Linked DNA regions of Homo sapiens: region 2 is linked to region 1. The links are chromatin contacts, found by Hi-C or POLR2A ChIA-PET in ENCODE. All regions are on one chromosome and are shown on one strand. The core of a region is the stretch at or near the end of the contact, and the rest is flanking DNA. Distances in the headings are between cores, read along the strand shown.

Evidence for each region. Hi-C counts contacts between places; a loop is a spot of excess contacts on that map. ChIA-PET counts read pairs that join two places held with the same protein, here RNA polymerase II (POLR2A). Pooled maps may share reads with other maps.
Region 2: a map of ovary shows a loop between it and region 1 (2.9-fold over the local background). The contact joins two enhancer-like sites. A Hi-C loop is called at or near these places in 6 of 168 maps with a recorded cell type or tissue (CD14-positive monocyte, IMR-90, adrenal gland and 3 more), 3 of 37 single-sample maps with no recorded cell type and 8 of 50 pooled maps. POLR2A ChIA-PET finds 5 or more read pairs at or near these places in 5 of 52 experiments (Caco-2, GM12878, OCI-LY7 and 2 more).

Annotation. Positions count from the first base shown.
Region 1 is chr4:70,707,325-70,713,341 of GRCh38, reverse strand. It overlaps a transcript of RUFY3 not described here. Among named protein-coding and RNA genes, the nearest start is that of RUFY3, 12 kb to the left of the region's middle. Within about 2 kb of position 3,646, at least 2 of the 41 ENCODE cell types and tissues checked have a DNase peak (open chromatin) inside an H3K27ac peak, as active enhancers do.
Region 2 is chr4:70,775,510-70,781,526 of GRCh38, reverse strand. RUFY3 (RUN and FYVE domain containing 3) reads right to left here. Exons shown (of 18, transcript NM_001037442.4): 8 at 3,089-3,158. Among named protein-coding and RNA genes, the nearest start is that of RUFY3, 57 kb to the right of the region's middle. Within about 2 kb of position 2,411, at least 3 of the 41 ENCODE cell types and tissues checked have a DNase peak (open chromatin) inside an H3K27ac peak, as active enhancers do.

The sequences.
Region 1 (6,017 bases), core at 2,397-4,896:
AACTCTAAAAACATTTCCTGGCCAGGCATGGTGGCTCACGCCTGTAATCCCAACACTTTGGGAGGTTGGGGCGGGCGGATCCCTTGAGGTCAGGAATTCAAGACCAGCCTGGCCAACATGGCAAAACCCCGTCTCTACTAAAATACAAAAATTAGGTGGGTGTGGTGGTGCATGCCCATAGTCCCTGCTACTCAGGAGACTGAGGCAGGAGAATCAGCTAAACCCGGGAAGCAGAGGTTGCTGTGAGGCAAGATTGCCCCATCGCACTCCAAACTGGGCAACAAAAGTGAAACTCCATCTCAAAAAAGCAAACAAAACAAAAAAAAATTTCCTTTCACACAATTTCAAACCAATTTTTTAATGCTTACGGTGTGCTACTGACTTCCCACAACAAATTCTACAGCTCATAACCTGAGCCACTTCACAAAGTAGGGAGTGTGTTTCAAAATTAGTAAGGATTGAGTAGACATGTAATAGGTGTGATGTCCTGTAAAATTCATCAAAAATGGGATTCTACTTTTATTTATGTTGGCTACAGGTTGCCTATTGTGCAATGATAAAGGGGCAGCCCATTTTTTAGTTAGTTCTTTTAATTATTTAAGGAATTTTGAAAAATATTGCCAACAAAAAAATTATTTCATCCAGTTTATTCTGCTACACTTCCATCATCATACATCTAGACTTTTTACTATCTATAGCCCATACTAGAAAAATATGGTCTCTTAGCTTCTTGATAAAATCCTACCTCTTAAACATGTAGATTTCTATGAAAAATTTTAAAAAAGGGAAAAGATACAAGACAGAATATAGTCAAGTGAATATGTTTTGAGGCCAATACTTGTCTTTTAGTCCCCAAAGTTGCTTTCTTTGCCACCTTTCCTCTGCTATCCCTCCTACCCAGCAACCTTTACTGCTCTCCACTCAAACCAGCTTCTTTAAGACCTTGGTGGTGAGGGAACGTACAGTGATTAAGAACATGCGCTTTGAAGGCTGACTATTGAGGAATATGAATTCATTCCCTGGCTTCAGTTCAAAAAAGTGCTAAGTACTATTACATGTGAAGTTTCTAGCTCTCTGCACGGCACACAAAAATATCCCACAAATGGTGGCCACTAGTAGTAGTATTATCTTACAGTCACATCTTTTATTGGTAATTGTTTGGGTTTCAGAACTACAAAAAAAAATTGTTATATAATGAAGAGCCTTTTAGGACTCTCTAGTGTCCAGAATAAAACTAAGATGGGAAGAAAAAAGAAAACTCTGTCTACAAAGAATGAGTCTATGATTATCAGAAGGGGAGCAACCAAAGAAAGACTCAAAGATTACATCTGATATTCTGAAATTGTTGTTCTGTCAATAAAAAGCGTGATTTGACTTTTTGATAATGCCAGGCCAGAAGAATAGGTGCAACAAAAAGGTGGTGGCAGAAAAGAAGGGGAGAATTGGCTGGGAAGACAAACTGTGAGAGTTCAGGGAGCCCTGCTCACAAAGGCAGAATCAGGAAGGCAAGCAGAGTGTTTAGTCGTGAGGAAGGAAACGGGGGCATGACCCAGCTACCTGTCCCTCAGTAGCTCAGGAGGTCCAAGGTCATGTCAGCTGTGTGTGGAAGGAGCCAACTGCACCAAGACACTGAACACCTAAACTCCAGATCTCTGGCAGTTACACATCCTTGGAAAGATGCTACATTTCTGAGGTTTGTATGTGGGTGGGTGCTTTTTATCTACTATTTGACAAAAGGCACTTAATGGATCAGAAAATGGCTCTCTGCCTTCTTAACAGGGTTGGAAAAGAGCAGAGGGCTAACAGATTTATGAATCACAGAATGGTAAATGAGGACACTGATCTACATTGAAAATACCGAAAATCTGTGTTTTAAAAAGTCACACATCACTCTGCTGTTTCCAAAACTACTAGTATGAAGGTAACCATGCCCAATCTTTTGGGGTTCTGAAAGTTTGACCATTTCCCTCATATGTTCCAGCCTGGGCAGACGCCTCTATGTTTACAAAACACAATAAAGTACTTTTGCCTTTTCAAAGTTTAAAGAAGCATACAGCAGGTGAACTGATTAACACGTGCTTGAGGCCGGACATGGTGGTTCATGCCTGTAATCCCAGCACTTTGGAAGGCCGAGGCAGGAGGATCACCTGAGCCCAGGAGTCCAAGACCAGCCTGGGCAACACAGTGAGACCTCATCTCTTTTTTAAAAAAATTGTTTATTTTCACTTTGGCTCTTCTTTGACATACTTCTTTTTTTTTTTTTTTTTTTTTTTTTTTCCAGACGGAGTCTTGCTCTGTGGCCCAGGCTGGAGTGTAGTGGCGGATCTTGGCTCACTGTAACCTCTGCCTCCTGGGTTCAAGCGGTTCTCCTGCCTCAGCTTCCCCAGTAGCTGGGATTACAGGCGTGCACTACCATACCTGGCTAATTTTTTTGTATTTTTAGTAGAGACGGGGTTTCACCATGTTGGCCAGGCTGGTCTTGAACTCCTGACCTCAAGTGATCCGCCTGCCTTGGCCTCCCAAAGTGCTGGGATTACAGGCATGAGCCACCATGCCTGGCCCATTGACATATCTCTTTATATAAATTAAAAATTTTAATAAATAAAACAAAAAACATGTGTTCAATTCCTGACCAGGTATACTGTTTTCTTTTTCTTTTTTTTTGTTTTTTGAGATGGAGTTTCACTCTTGTTGCCCAGGCTGGAGTACAATGGCGCAATCTCGGCTCACCACAACCTCTACCTCCCGGGTTCAAGTGATTCTCCTGCCTCAAACTCCTGAGTAGCTGGGATCACAGGTGTGCGTCACCATGCCCAGCTAATTTTGTATTTTTAGTAGAGACAGGGTTTCTCCATGTTGGTCAGGTTGGTCTCGAACTCCCGACCTCAGGTGATCCGCCTGCCTTGGCCTCCCAAAGTGATGGGATTACAGGCGTGAGCCACCGCACCCGACCTTTACTGTTTTCTAGAGTACTACTAAACAATTAAAAAAGAAGAGAGACAATAACAGAAATGTCCACAGAGGAAAAACTAAAATATATATATTTTACACAAACACATATACAATCTACACATACATACATGCATGCATGCAATATATATGATATATACATATCTGTATACTTGTGTGTGTATATATGTTAATGAAACTGCAAGCATAAATTTTCTCCCCTTAAACACTAATTCCTGGGTTTACATGTATATTTCGAACCTCCTTCCCCATACAATGGATTTTTCAAGTGCATCTGTCAGAGACAAAGGCTTCTAGGTACCTCATTCTCTGCACTATCCGGGGCTTAATCATGGCACTCGCTGTTAAGTATACTCAACTTTGTAGTGGGTAGTCATAGTAACGCTGCCAGTCCTTTTCAAGATTCTTTTTCTTCTATTCCTCTTCTAGCCTTCCTCCTATCTCAAAACAGCACTTAAAAATACAGAAAGCTGCTACTTGGTGAGTGGGACACTTTTTTGGACACTGCCTTAACTGGGAGAGAAAAGACAAGGGCAAGGATGTGGGCTATTTGCATAGCATTGCCTTGAACAATGTTTGCCGTAGTTGTGGGAGTTGGAAGGAGAAAAGAATAACTAAATAGAAGCTGTTAACTGTGCAAACAGCAGGGTGACTCTTCCAACCAACACTAAAGGGAAGCCATCTTTTGTCTATCCTGTCCATTCACAAGACGATCTCTAACGGCAGGATGGAAAAGGAAAGCATTAAAAGTATTACACCATGGCCTGCAAGCAGATCCTCCTTACAAATTGTAGTTGCTGAGAAACTGGCATGGAAGGTCATACATACACCAAGAGGATAAAGCCACCACGAAATATAAAAACATACATGTCTGTAAATGCATGAAAAAGTTCAGGATGAAAACTCCCCAAACTCAAAAGTGGGCATCCTCCAATAAGGAACCGGGGAGAGGGTGCTGGAGGTCCACAAAGAGGAAAGTTCACTTTGTAACTGTACTTATGTATTATGAAACATTTAAACAATGAGCATAGATTCATGTATTACTTGTACATTTATAAAATCAAATTTTAAAAGGCATGGCAGAGAGTTTTATGAGATTTAAAGTTAGAAGTATAAAAACCTAGCAGATTACCAGCACTCAAAGACTCAGAAAGAGACATAATCCTCAACAAGGCACATCAGAAGTCTCCTTTCACACTGCATTGAAGCAGATTGATTTCATGGATATTATATCCTGCAAGATTTTGGAACAAAACAATTCATGTGACAAACCCTGAAAAGTTTAGGCTACCTTCTATTTACAAACTTTTTTTTGAAACAGCATCTCGCTCTATTACCATGACTGGAATACAGTGGTGTGATCACGACTCACTGCATCCTCAACTTCCCAGACTCATGCCATCCTCCCACCTCAGACTCCTGAGTAGTTGGCACCAGAGGCATGTGCCACCATACCCAGCTAACTTATTTTTAATTTAAAAAATTTTTTTTTTGTAGAGACAGAGTCTGCTTATGTACAGGCTGGTCTCCAATTCCTGGGCTCAAGTGATACTCCTGCCTAGGCCTCCCAAAGTGCTGGGATTGCAGGCTTGAGCCACCGTTCCAGTCTCACACATTTTTGCTATTCTTCAGCACTGTTATTTAAAAACAGAGCTTCTGAACTCAAATGTAAAATTTAATTTTTAAAACCTCTAAGTACACTCAAGATTTCTAAAATAAAAAGATAATACCACCTTAATACACAGTCTTTCAAAGCTATAATATTTTATATACTTTTAGCAAATACATTACTGAGAGTTAAAAATTGGGTTGCTAAAGAGGCAGATGCCAGTCATCGTAATATTCACTAGGCATTGAGGTTGAGTCCATGTACCATTCTCGTAATTAAGAAGTCTTTTAAAAACTGTTTGGGGCCAGGTGTGGTGGCTTACACCTGTAATCCCATCACTTGTGAGGCCGAGGAGGGTGGATCACTTGAGTCTAGTTCGAGAGCAGCCTGGCCAACATGGTCTCTACTAAAATACAAAAAAAAAAATAGCTGGGGTGGTGGTGCGCACCTGTAATCCCAACTACTTGGGAGGCTGAGGCAGGAGAATCTCTTGAACCTGGAAGGAAGAGGTTGCAGTCAGCCCAGATTGTACTGCTGCACTCTAGCCTGAGCACAGAGTGAGACTGTCTCAAAAACACAAAATAAAAAAACAAAAACTGTTTGGTCTCAAGTGTTCATGTATTTTATTTTTATTTTTTTAAAAACAGGGTTTCGTTCTGTTGCTCAGGCAGGAGTGCAATGGTGCAGTCACAGCTTACTGCAGCCCTGAACTTCTGGACTCAAGTGATCCTTCACCTTAGTCTCCCAAAGGGCTGGGATTACAGGTGTGAGCCACCAGCACCTGGCCTGGTCTCTAATTTCTTAAATGAGTAGTCAAGAGAATCAAAGTTCTGATATCCAGATACATTACAGAAAGCAATATTCCATTGACTCTGCAGGGTAACAAGGAACTTTTTATTCATATCTAGAGTGTTCCTTTCTGTAAGTATGCTTACGTTCTAAAGCACATATAAATGTAACAGGTAAAAACAAAAACTCAGTCCAAAACAAAAAACTATTTTGAATCAATTTTATATTTAAATAAAACATGTAATAGTGATTTTTTTTTTTTTGCTAATATGAAATGTTCTCAGTGACTAATCTTTAAAAGCAGAGGAAGTGGGACACGTATATATTCCCAGTAACTTTTCTGAACACATACACATCAATAAACTATTTCAAAAATAAAGACCATGAGGAAATATTAGAACTTACGTGGTAACAAAAAACACCATACCGCCTGGGCACGGCGGCTCACCCCTGTAATCCCAGCACTTTGGGAGGCTGAGGTAAGTGGATCATTTGAGGTCAGGAGTTCGATAACAGCCTGGCCAACATGGTGAAACCTCGTCTCTACTAAAAATACTAAAAATGGTAGGTGCCTGTAATCCCAGCTACTCAGGAGGCTGAGGCAGGAGAATCGTTTGAAATCGGGAGGCGGAGGTTGCAGTGAGCAGAG
Region 2 (6,017 bases), core at 1,162-3,661, 69 kb before region 1:
AGCTTTACCAATAATGAAGTAGACATTTATTTATCTATTTATTTATTTGAGACAGGGTCTCCCTCTGTTGCCCAGGTTGGAGTGTGGTGGCACAATCTTGGCTACTGCAGCCTTGGTCTCCCAGGCTCAAGCAATCCTCCCTCCTCAGCATGCCGAGTAGCTGGGACTACAGGTGTGCACCACAACAGCCGGCTAATTTTTTTGGTGTAGAGATGGGGTCTCACTATGTTTCCCAGCCTAATCTTGAACTCTTGGCCTCAAACGATCCTCCTGCCTTGGCTTCCAAAGGGCTGGGATTACAGGTGTGAGTCACTGTGCCAGGCCTGAAGTGGATATTTATATCTTCATCTGCTTAATTCTTCTTAGTTTGTCATTCAGATTCAAAACCCAGGAGGGGAAAAGAGGTCTGCTATCTTTTTTACTGGCCCTTTTTTTTTTTTTTGTGAGATGGGGTTTTGCTATGTTGCCCACGCTGGTTTTGGAATCCTGGCCTCAAGCGATCCACCCACCTTGATGTCCCAAGTGTTGGGATTACAGGCATGAGCCACTGTGCCTGGCCTTACTGGCTTTCTTAAACCCAAAATGGAAATGAAAAAAGGCAGAACTAATGAGCCTCGTCTACTCTCTTAGAGCATATTTTCTTTAAGAAAATAAGTGCTACTGGTAAAATAAATAAGTCAATGAATAAATATTGTTAGTATTAATATGACTCTAAGGAAGACAAGTCTTATGACTGAGGGAATAAAATTAACAACTATATTTATTGAGTGCTTATGATGTGTTAGGTACTGTTCTAAGCCCTAATCATGTATTAAATCATTTCATTCACACAGCAATCTCATAAAATGTTATTATTGCTATTTCCATGTTATAGATAAATAAATCAAGGAATAGAAGCTTAAGTAATTGGCCCAGGATTAGAAGACTAGCAAGTGGCTGGGTACGGCGGCTCATGCCTGTAATCCCAGCACTTTGGGAGGCCGAGGCGGGTGGATCACCTGAGGCCGGGAGCTCAAGACCAGCCTGGCCAACCTGGTGAAACTCTGTTTCTATAAAAATACAAATATTAGCCAGCTGTGATGGTGCATGCCTGTGGTCCCGGCTACTCGGAGGCTGAGGCAGGAGAATTGCTTGAACCGGGAGGTGGAGGTTAAAGTGAGCCAAGATGGCACCACTGCACTTCAACCTGGGCGACAAAGCAATACTCTGTCTCAAAAAACAAAAAACAAAAAACAAAACAAAACAAAACAAAAAAACAAAAAACTAGCAAGTGCCAGAGCCAGGACATGAACCCAAGTAGCCTAACTTTAGAGATCATGCTTAATTGCTATGCTGTACTGCTTCAACATAGTAGCAGCAGAATAACAGTAAAAAATCTGTGCTGAACATTCCAAAAGCCTATGTGATAAGATTCTAAGGACCCTAAGCATAAAGTTTTAAGATATATAAAATTTAAAAATTTTTGTCCGAAAGTGAAGGTCACAGAGTTGAGTAATAAAAAAGGTATTTTAAAACTATAATAATGAAAATGTTCATTCTAAAGAAAAACTGATTAAAAGCATCTTCCTGACTAGTGCTTTAATTTGATTTTATTTAAACTAAATTCATCCCATGGGGTGTAAGGGCATCATTACAATTAGAAATAAAGAAGGTGGGCCAGGCGCAGTGGCTATGCCTATTATTCTAGCACTTTGGAAGGCCGAGGCAGGCGGGTCACTTGAGCTCAGCAGTTCAGGACCAGCATGGGCAACATGGCAAGACCCCCTCTCTACTAAAAATAGCCAGGTGTGGTGGTGTGTGCCTGTGATCCCAGCTACTTGGGAGGCTGAGGGTGGGAGATCACTTGAGCCCGGGGGGCGGGGGTTACAGTAAGCCCTTGTGTCACTGCATTCCAGCCTGGACAACAGAATGATACCCTATCTCAGAAAAAAAAAAAAAAAAAGAAAAAGAAATAAGGAAGGTAAACTCTTTGCCATCTGGACAATGTTATTTAGTATTTTTCATAAAACCATCTAATGCTATTTAAAGAAAAAATATCTGTAGCTAAGGCTTGGCAAGTTAAGGAAAAAATATTTTTATTAGAAGTAAAACATGAGGTTATTTTTCTGTTCTTATTTTAGGGACTTTTCTAAGAGTTTTCATATTCTTATCTGATCTTCAGAGTTAATTGTGAGGCCGAAAAGGAAGTGTATTGTAAACACTCTCATTTTCCAGTGACGGAACTCAGCCTCTTGGAGGTCAAGTGGCTGACTTACTCAGGAGCACATGAGTTACATAAGCATGATTTGTAGGCAGGGATTACTGATCTTCTGACCAGTACTCTTCACCTTATCTATGTAACTGTCCCAGGAAGAAAACAAGGACATAAGTGGTGGGGAGTTTGCCAATCTGGAACATAAATCAATGCCTGGCACATATAAATATTTGTCTAGCTCTTGCACATAAACTGTGTGAAACGCTTACTGAATAAATGATGAATATGCTATATGCTAAACATTTAATCTAGGCTAGCCCAGACAAAACATGCACACGAAAGAAACCAAGATACTCCATCAACCTGGCAACATGCCCCTACACAGTCTAATTGGGTAAATGAGATCCCTGCAATAAGCCAACTGGGCCGTTCTAGTCAGAATAAGGAGTTATGGGCCAGGCGAGGTGGCTCACGCCTGTAATCCCAGCACTTTGGGAGGCTGAGGCGGGTGGATCACCTGAGGTCAGGAGTTCAAGACCAGCCTGACTAACATGGAGAAACCCCGTCTCTACTAAAAAAATACAAAATTAGCCGGGGTGGTGGTGTATGCCTGTAATCCCAGCTACTCGGGAGGCTGAGGCAGGAGCATCGCTTGAACTTGGGAGACGGAGGTTGCGGTGAGCCAAGATCGCGCCACTGCACTCCAGCCTGGGCAACAAAAGCGAAACTCCATCTCAAAAAAAAAAAAAAAAAAAAAAAGAATAAGAAGTTATGTACTACAGTCAATATTATTTGAAAAGTCAAGTTCTTTCTTTCCAAGGTTACATTAAAATTATTGGTTCTACTAATGCATATTAAATTCTATAAGTCAATCAAAGCATTTCCAAAACTTACCTCCTCTGTCAGTTTAGTGTTGGATTTTTCTAATGCATCTACTTTTGCCTGAAGGTTGTTTACAGTAGCACTATAATATAGAGAAGAAAAAAAAGTCACTTTTGAAAAACAGACAATACTCTGTACCTTCCTTTTTAAACCCTTCACACTTATCCTTCATTGTCTAATGTTCATAATTTTTTATTTTATTATTATTATTATTTTTAGACGGAGTCTCGTTGTGTCGCTGAGACTGGAGTGCAGTGGTGCGATTCTCGGCTCCCTGCAACCTCTGCCTCCTGGGTTCAAGTGATTCTCTTGCCTCAGTCTCCCAAGTAGCTGGAGACTACAGACATGCACCACCAAATCCAGCTAATTTTTGTATTTTTTGGTGGAGATGGGGTTGCACCATGTTGCCCAGGCAGGTCTCAAACTGTTGACCTCAAGTGACCCACCTGCCTCGGCCTCCCAGAGTGCTGGGATTACAGGCATGAGCCACTGCGCCAGGCCTTAATGCTCACAAATCTTGACCTCTAGGCTTACAAAAGGCTATTATCTTTGGCATTTGAGTTTTAATTCAGTAAGTATTTATTCAATGAAATAAAAGAGTTCATTCCCTACAGAATAAACTTTGTTTATCTACATATGATAATAACAGTCTATATGAATTAAATACTTACATGCACCAAACCCTCTTCTAAATTACGTTATTTGCGTTATTGCATTTATTCCTTTCAACAACCCTTTATGTTAGGTATTCTCATTTACAGATAAAGAAACTAAGGCATAGAAAGAGTAAATAATAGTGCCATTGTTTATATTTCATTGTTAACTGTAACCATATCTTTGCTTGGCTAACATCTCCATAGTTCATTAAAGTCATTATATTAGTTCTTGGTCCCCAGAGAAAATGTACTTAAATTGTTTTGAATTTGCTAGGTGGAACCAAGACTACTTAAAATTTTACTGACAGTAGTATAATCATATTATAAGTTTTACTTAAATTAAAAATGTCTATTTTTCATAAGAGAACTACAAACAAGATAATTAATGAATATATTAATTATTCTTCAAAATTATTCAGTAGTCTTAACATAACAAGAACATCAAAGTACTTGAGAATACCAATAGCTTTTGGATAGCTCTTCTCAGGAGAGAGGAAACTGTTTTATGTTCTGGAAAATTCTGAAAATACAGTAGTCCTCTCTTATCTATAGTTTTGTTTTCTGTGGTTTCAGTTACCTGCACTCAACTGTGGTTCAAAAATAGGTAAGAATAGTACAATAAGATACTGTTCTCCCTCTGGGACTTCCTTGGGCAAAGCTGGGCATGTATTTTTTTCTTACATGTAAATAAGGATTTTGATAGACTCATGTATAAACGTATTTGTTTAAATCCCACATAAGATGTCCAAATCTGATTTGTGCTCTCTATGACACAAACAATAGAGGGAAGTATGAGTATGTTTAAAAAACACAAATAAATAAGGATTATCCAGTAAGGATTTTTACTTCTCCTAAGATAAAAAAATAAACTGTGAACATATATACAACACTGAATTGTCGTAAGGACAGTGGCCCTTAGAAAATCTTTTGGAAATAATGATTTCTCAATGCACAAAATCTTGAAACTGGTATTTCTAATGCTTTCTTTCTCTAATTTTTGTTTTGTTTTGTTTTGTTTTGAGACGGAGTCTCGCTCGGTTGCCCATGCTGGAGTGCAGTGGCGCGATCTCGGCTTACTGTAAGCTCTGCCTCCCGGGTTCACGCCGTTCTCCTGCCTCAGCCTCCCGAGCAGCTGGGACTACAGGCGCCTGGTACCACGCCCGGCTAATTTTTTTTGTATTTTTAGTAGAGATGGGGTTTCACCGTGTTAGCCAGGATGATCTCCATATCCTGACCTTGTGATCCGCCTGCCTCGGCCTCCCAAAGTGCTGGGATTATAGGCGTGAGCCACTGCTCCCGGCCTCTTTAATTTTTAATTAAACTTTAATGTTTTATTCACTGTGCTCAGATATAGAATAGCCATAGTCATTTAAGGACAATAAGAAATATAAATACAGAAAACTGAAGGGGGAAAAAAACCTGAGAAAACTAGGAAGAAGAAGTTCAATGAAAACAAAATAAAAGGATGTGTTGATTTTGAGGGAGACACTACATTCACATTACTTTTATTATAGTCTATTGTTAAAGTTGTTTTATTTTATTATTGTTGCTAATCTCCTACCTTGCCTAATTTATAAATTAAACTTTATCATAGGTACATATGTATAGGAAAAAACATAGCATATATAGGGTTTGGTACTATCTGTGGTTTCAGATATCCTTTGGGGGTCTTAGAATGTATCCCCTCCACATAAGGGGGAACTACTGTACTTTGTGAATACTTGGTGAATTAACTGTAATAATGGCAAAGAAATTCAATTTATATATTAAATTAATGCTATTAATTCAATGTATAAATGAGAAATGCAGGAAAACAAAGCATGTATCTTTTTTTTCGTTTTTTTTTTTTTGTTTAAGACAGTGTCTCGCTCTGTAACCCAGGGTGGGGTGTAATGGCAAGACCAGGGTTCACTGCAGCCTCAGCTTCCCAGGCTCAAGTGATCCTCCTCCTGTCTCAGCCCCACAAGTAGCTGGGACTACAGGCACATGCCCGGCTAGTTTTGAGTTTTTTAATAGAGACAAGGTCTTGCTATGTTACCCTAGCTCATCTTGAACTCCTGAGCTAAAGCAATCCTCCTGCCTTGGCCTCCCAAAGTGTTGGGACTACAGGCTTTGGCCCAGCACACCTGGACGATATGATTAATTTAAAGGTACTAATGTAATGAGTGGTTTACCCAAGATCAGTTCTGAAATATGCAGCTATCTCTACTAAACTGAAAAAGCTACCAATTTCAACTGTATATGTCACATATTTTAAAATTCTTAACTGAATGTATTTACGTATT